Linked DNA regions of Homo sapiens: region 2 is linked to region 1. A link is a loop called in an ENCODE intact Hi-C map of the cell type or tissue named here. Cell type or tissue: CD4-positive, alpha-beta T cell. All regions are shown on one strand. Each heading gives the region's core, and the rest is flanking DNA. Links, peaks and the distances in the headings are about the cores only. Region 1 has its middle 61 kb from the start of KCTD7. Region 2 has its middle 46 kb from the start of LINC03011.

Evidence for each region. Peaks named below come from ENCODE experiments on the same cell type or tissue, not always from the same donor. Only the 100,000 strongest peaks of a DNase experiment are listed, where the experiment ranks them.
Region 2: a loop joins it to region 1, with 5 times the contacts of the local background. A loop is called at or near these places in 3 of 110 quality-filtered maps.

Annotation. Positions count from the first base shown.
Region 1 is chr7:66,566,154-66,569,070 of GRCh38, reverse strand. It overlaps the pseudogene RABGEF1P1. Among named protein-coding and RNA genes, the nearest start is that of KCTD7, 61 kb to the left of the region's middle. In CD4-positive, alpha-beta T cell, for the core only: no CTCF peak of the experiment used is centred there; no DNase peak of the experiment used is centred there.
Region 2 is chr7:66,445,982-66,448,898 of GRCh38, reverse strand. It overlaps the pseudogene RABGEF1P2. Among named protein-coding and RNA genes, the nearest start is that of LINC03011, 46 kb to the left of the region's middle. In CD4-positive, alpha-beta T cell, for the core only: no CTCF peak of the experiment used is centred there; no DNase peak of the experiment used is centred there.

The DNA of each region.
Region 1 (2,917 bases), core at 208-2,707:
GTAAAAGTATCGTATCAATGTAAATTTTCCTGAATTTGGTAACTATCCTGTAAGGTACATAAAACAATGGCTTAATCCCTTTGCATTGCTACAAAAGAATACCTGAGGCTGGGTCACTTGTAAAGGAAACAGGTTCATTTGGCTCACCGTTCTGCAGGCTGTGGAAGAAGCATGGAGACAGGCCAGGTGCAGTGGCTCACGCCTGTAATCCCAACACTTTCAGAGGCCGAGACGGGCAGATCACTTGAGGCCAGGAGTTCAAGACCAGCTTGGCCAACATAGCAAAACCTGTCTCTACTGAAAATACAAAAATTGGCCAGGCATGGTGGCCTGTTCCTGTAATCCCAGCTACTCGGGAGGCTGAGGCAGGAGTATTGCTTGAACCTGGAAGGCAGTGTTGAAGCGAGCCGAGATTGTACCAGTGTACTCCCACCTGGCCAGAGGAGTGTGAGACTCCTTCTCAAAAAAAAAAAAAAAAAAAAAAAAAAAAAAGAGAGAGAGAGATACTGGGCAATGGAAGGCTTGACAATCATGGTCTACTTGCTGTACCTGAAACACAAGCTTTGTTTCTGTATTAAAAACATAAGGTGTAGCTGAGTCCACTGGCTCATGCTTGTAATCCCAGCATTTTGGAGACTGAAATGAGGCAGGAGGATTGCTTGATCCCAAGAGTTGAAGACCAGCCCAGGCAACATAGTGAGACCCCATCTCTTTTTTTTTTTTTTTTTTTTTGAAACCCCATCTCTTAAAAAAAAAAAAAAAAATTAACTAGGCTAGTGCCTGTAGCCCCATCTACTCTGGAGGCTGAGGTTGGAGGATCATTTCAGCCTGAGCAGTTGAGGCAGAAGTGAGCTGTGATCTGGCCACCGTACTCCAGCCTGGGTGACAGAGTGAGACCTTGATTAAGACAAAACAAAACAAAAACAAAACAAAAAAAACAAACACAAGGTGACTTTAAGTTGAAGAGCAAGCACTTGCCATTTGAGCCTTAGCCAGAACTATAAACTGTAATGTGGGTGAGGTTGTCCTTTTCCATATTTCCTTCTTCTTCACAGAGGTTGATTTTTAGAAAACTTAGAGAAAAACAACCAAGTGTTGACTTCAGTAACTTCTATGATCGTAACTAGCTAGTAGAATTAATTGTCATTTATATTTTTAAAGGGTTTTTTTTTTTTAAAGCAAATTGTCTCTTTGTGAAGAACATGTGCGTTCCTTAGACACTGTCTAGCTGCTGAAAATGACGGATTTCTGGTTTTTGGTTGGTTTGTTTTCGGAGATGCAAAATGAGCATATGTACCTTAACGGTTCCCACCACCTTTATTTTGCCAGTAATTTAATTTGAGAAAATTAGTTAGTTTTGCCCTGTTTTCTTCATCTAAATATGGAAATGTTTAAATCTGTGTTCTGCTAGGTACTGATGACCTCAAGATATATTCCCTGGTGAGATGGACTTTCTCAGAATATGAGGACTGCATGCCTGGCACACTTGAAATGTTAGCGTTTCATTTTTCAAGAGGATTAAAGCCCTCATATGTTTATTTTCCTTTAAAAAACTACTTAAGGCAGCACAAATTGGTAAAAAAAAAAAAAAAAAAAAAGGACATCAAAACTAAAACCTAAATAGATGAAGCAGTTAACATCAGTACAGACAAAACTTAATGAACCCAGAAAATCGATTGTGGTGATTCACATTGAAATGACAGGAGTTCCAGATGAAATACACAGAAAACATAGTTAAGGAAAATAGTCAAAGGTTTTCAAAACTGGAGGTGAAAACAAAGATCTCAGCCAGACCGTTAAGAAAGTGTACGGAGTGCCTCTCAGCATAATAGTCAAAGAAAGACACCCAACTTTCAATGTTGTAATCACAAAGTAAAAAATTTATTTTAGAAAAATAAAATGACAGATTTACCTCAGATGTTATAGAAAAGATGATCCCATACAATGATTAGAGAGTACTTGAGGAAAAGGGTTTACTTTCACTGCTCTACTATCCTTTTTTCTTGGAAAACTATGACAAACCTTTTGGAGTTTTGTAGAGCCTAAAAGAACTTACCAACACAAACCTGCTCTCACTTTGCTCCTTTGGCAAACACTGAGGGGGGGCCTGAGAGTTACCTTATTTGCAGGCTAACAAATTAACCCTAACCTCCCACGGTTTCACAGATACTGGTCAAAGACACGAGTCTCCTGGGTCAGACACAAAGGCCAGTTTCTTACAGCAGTAGCAGTAGCCAGTGCATTTGCATTTGTGCTTATCCCCTGAGTATCTGTTCCTATGGGATAATGCAGAGAAGACCAGGGAAAGCCTGTGCATGCAGTGAGTTGTATTAGAGGAGAAGAACCTTGGACTTAGGGATCCTTATTGGACAGTAAGCAGTCTACCATTTTCTCTTGAAGGAGGCACTCTGTCTCCCAAAGCTGTTTGTTATACAGATATCCTTGAAAAGATGTTGCAAAACAAAGGCAGTCATTGCCTCTGCTCACAGATAGGTAGAAAGAAATCTATGGAGAATTGTCTTCAGCATCTTATAAAGGGAGGAATGGTAATAAATGTCCACATTCATTCAGTCAACCCATACTGAGCACTAACCATGTCCCTGGCCCTGTTCTAGGCATGAGGATATGGTGGTGAACAGTGCCCTCGTGGAGCTAACATTTTAGTTGGGGAAATGGACAATAAAGAGATCTGTTACATAGTGGTAAGTCCTATAAGAATGGAAAGCAGGATGAGAGAGTGGCAGGGGAGTTCTTTTACATTATGAGAGCAATACTGTACTGGAGCATAAACTGCAGTAGGAATAGAAAAGGAGTTTTCGGCATTGTATTGTAAAATTACAGGGGTTGTGCGGGGCTCGGGGAGGAGAACATGATCCCTTGACACCAGTAAGACAGGCCTCTCGGGTCTCTAAAAGGA
Region 2 (2,917 bases), core at 239-2,738, 120 kb after region 1:
GAAGTTGTTTCTTGGTTGGCTGCCAGTTTTAGCTATTTTGTCTCTACTAAAAAGGGGAAAAAAATTAGCACCTGCCAGAGATTAAATAAGAATGTATTCAGCTTATGATTTATTTATTAGGAGGTGAAATTTTCAGGTGGTTAGTAAGGTGACTTTGGAGTCACTCTTGATTTGAGTCCTAGCTTTGTCATTTACCAGCTTTGTGACCCTGGGCGGACTAACCAAGTCTTGTCCACACTGAGGGACAGTAATACCTATCAGAGACATTTGATGAGGATTCAGTTAGTTGACATATGTAAAGAGCTTAGCACAGTGCCCGACACACACAGTAGATCTCCAGTAAGTGTTAGCTTTTTTAAAATGCAAGTTATTCTTCTGATAGAATAATCTTGCAGGGAGCTCAAGGCCATTTATTATTAAGTTCCTTCATTCCTATTTAGCTTAAAGTCTGTTTCTTGATGATATGTAGTGAAATGGTAAGTATGATAACAGATGAAATAGTAAAAAAAATCATCGAATTATCAGCTCTAATAGCCTCATTTTGCAGATGACAATATGAAAGTCCATAAAGGTTAACTAATTTACCCAAGGTTGAACGATGAGTTTGTGCATGAGAACTCAGGTTTCCTAACTCCTGGGTCAATATTTTTCCATTATATTCCTTTATTCAATGTGTATACTTCAGAAACCCAGGTTATTTAATGTATATAATAAATAGTAAATATATATATATAATCAAGTTTCTGTTACTTAAGTACATAATTGTCATTTATATTCGCTGACTCTCCTTGGTGGTTTTAAAAACCTGTGTCCCAAAAGCCTCTGTACAGTGTGCATGATACTATGGAAAGAAGATTTACAATTTAGTGCAGAGTCTGTACTTTAAAAAGAAACCATTCTCGAGTTGGGTGCAGTGGCTTGTACCTACCTATAATCCCAGCTACTTGGAAGACTAAGGTAGGAGGATTACATGAGCCCAGGAGTTAGTGGCTGCAGTGAGCTGTGATTGTGCCACTGTATTCCAGCCTAGGCAGCAGAGTGAGACACCATCTTTGAAAAAATTAATTAGTTAAAAAAAGAAACAATCCAAGTGACTTTTATTTTAAAAATGTGTATGCAGAATGGTTTTTACCTTTGTTCTTGTTTCTCCCCACCCCGCATCTTTTTGAATGGTAGATTTGTACTTTCTATTTTTTGTTCTTTAGTTGCTTTTTGTCAGTAGAAAGCTTTGGGGATAAAGATCTTAAAGTATTTGAAAATTTATGTTAGAAGAGAAGATTCCATTATGTCTTTGTTTCACAGATCACTTAATATAAGTTAGCCAGGTAAATTTTGCATTTCACACTGATTACTTGTTTGGCCATCGTGTTTGGATAAGGTTAGCCTAAGTGCAGTTTTAATGTATTGGGTCTAGACTAGAAACAGACTTTTTGGATTTTGTATTCTTGATCTTCTTTAGTCCGTGATGCCCTTGCTCTTGGTATTTTGCTTGTTTCTGTTAGTAACATAAAGGAAAGCTTTTCGCCATACACAGCAGCTTGGTAGCAGACAAAATACAAATAACCTTCTAAGGAATTTGAAGAATATTTTCACATTTTTTTAGAGTTGGATTCACTTTCAGAGAAAGTAAATGGAATGTCTTGACTGTAAAGACTCAGTTAAAGTGTTTTAGTCTCCACAGTCATGGTGAGTGAGCTGTATAGAGGAAGTCATAGTGGTTGGCCAAGCTGAGATCACTTGCTTATACATTCCAAAGTGCCCTTTTCTTTCAGAACTCCTATAATCTTGTCATCCCAAGTAGAATCTTGTGTACCTCTTTCACAAACAGATCTAAAGACAGTGATCCTCCAAAGCGTATCTTTTCTTTTTTAGAGTTAAAATACCAATACCACCCAGACCTTAGATTCTAAATAGTATTATTCATTAAAGTGAGCCAGGGCTTCTTAGAGAAATGACTGATTCTGGGGCTGGGGCAGGGAAAAAAAGGCCCCTTCAATATTTTGGTTACATTTCAGAAGATCTAGAAGCCAGCTTGGAGGGGTTTCCACTGGCCAAGTCTGGGATAATTTGAGTGTCAAAATAAACAAGGACAATAAGGCCGGGCACGGTGGCTCACACCTGTCATCCCAGCACTTTGGGAGGCCAAGTTAGGCAGATCACCTAAGGTCGGGAGTTCGAGACCAGCCTGGCCAACATGGTGCAACCGCATCTCTGTCTTTTTTTTTTTTTTTTTGGCACAACCCCATCTCTACTAAAAATACCAAATTAGTCAGGTGTGGAGGTGTGTGCCTGTAATCCCAGCTACTTGGGAGGCAGAGTCAGGAGAATGGCTTGAACCCAGGAGGTGGAGATTGCAGTGAGCTGAGATCGTGCCACTGCACTCCAGCCTGGGCAACAAGCGAGACTCCGTCTTAAAAAAAAAATAAAGTGAAGAAATCAATAAATAAGGACAATAAATGAAGTATAACTGAACAAAATAATAATCCGTGTGTTAATTTAACTAGTAAAATAGAGAAATACAGCTGGCACGGGGGCTCACGCCTGTAATCCCAGTACTTTGGGAGGCCGAGGTGGGTGGATCACCTTTGCTTGGGAGTTCGAGACCAGCCTGACCAACGTGGAGAAACCCGTCTTTACTAAAAAAATACAAAATTAGCCAGGCGTGGTGGCAGATGCCTGCAATCCCAGCTACTGGGAGTCTGAGGCAGGAGACTCGTTTCAATCCGGGAGGCGGAGGTTGTGCTGAGCCGAGATCATGCCATTGCACTCCAGCCGGGGCAACGAGCAAGACTCCATCTCAAAAATAAAAAAAAAATAAAAAAAAATAGAGAAATACACAAATGAGAGGTTATAGTCATGTTAGTAGCAAAAATTGATTCAGGTAAAGTTTATCTGGGTGCTAAATCTTGGATGAGGG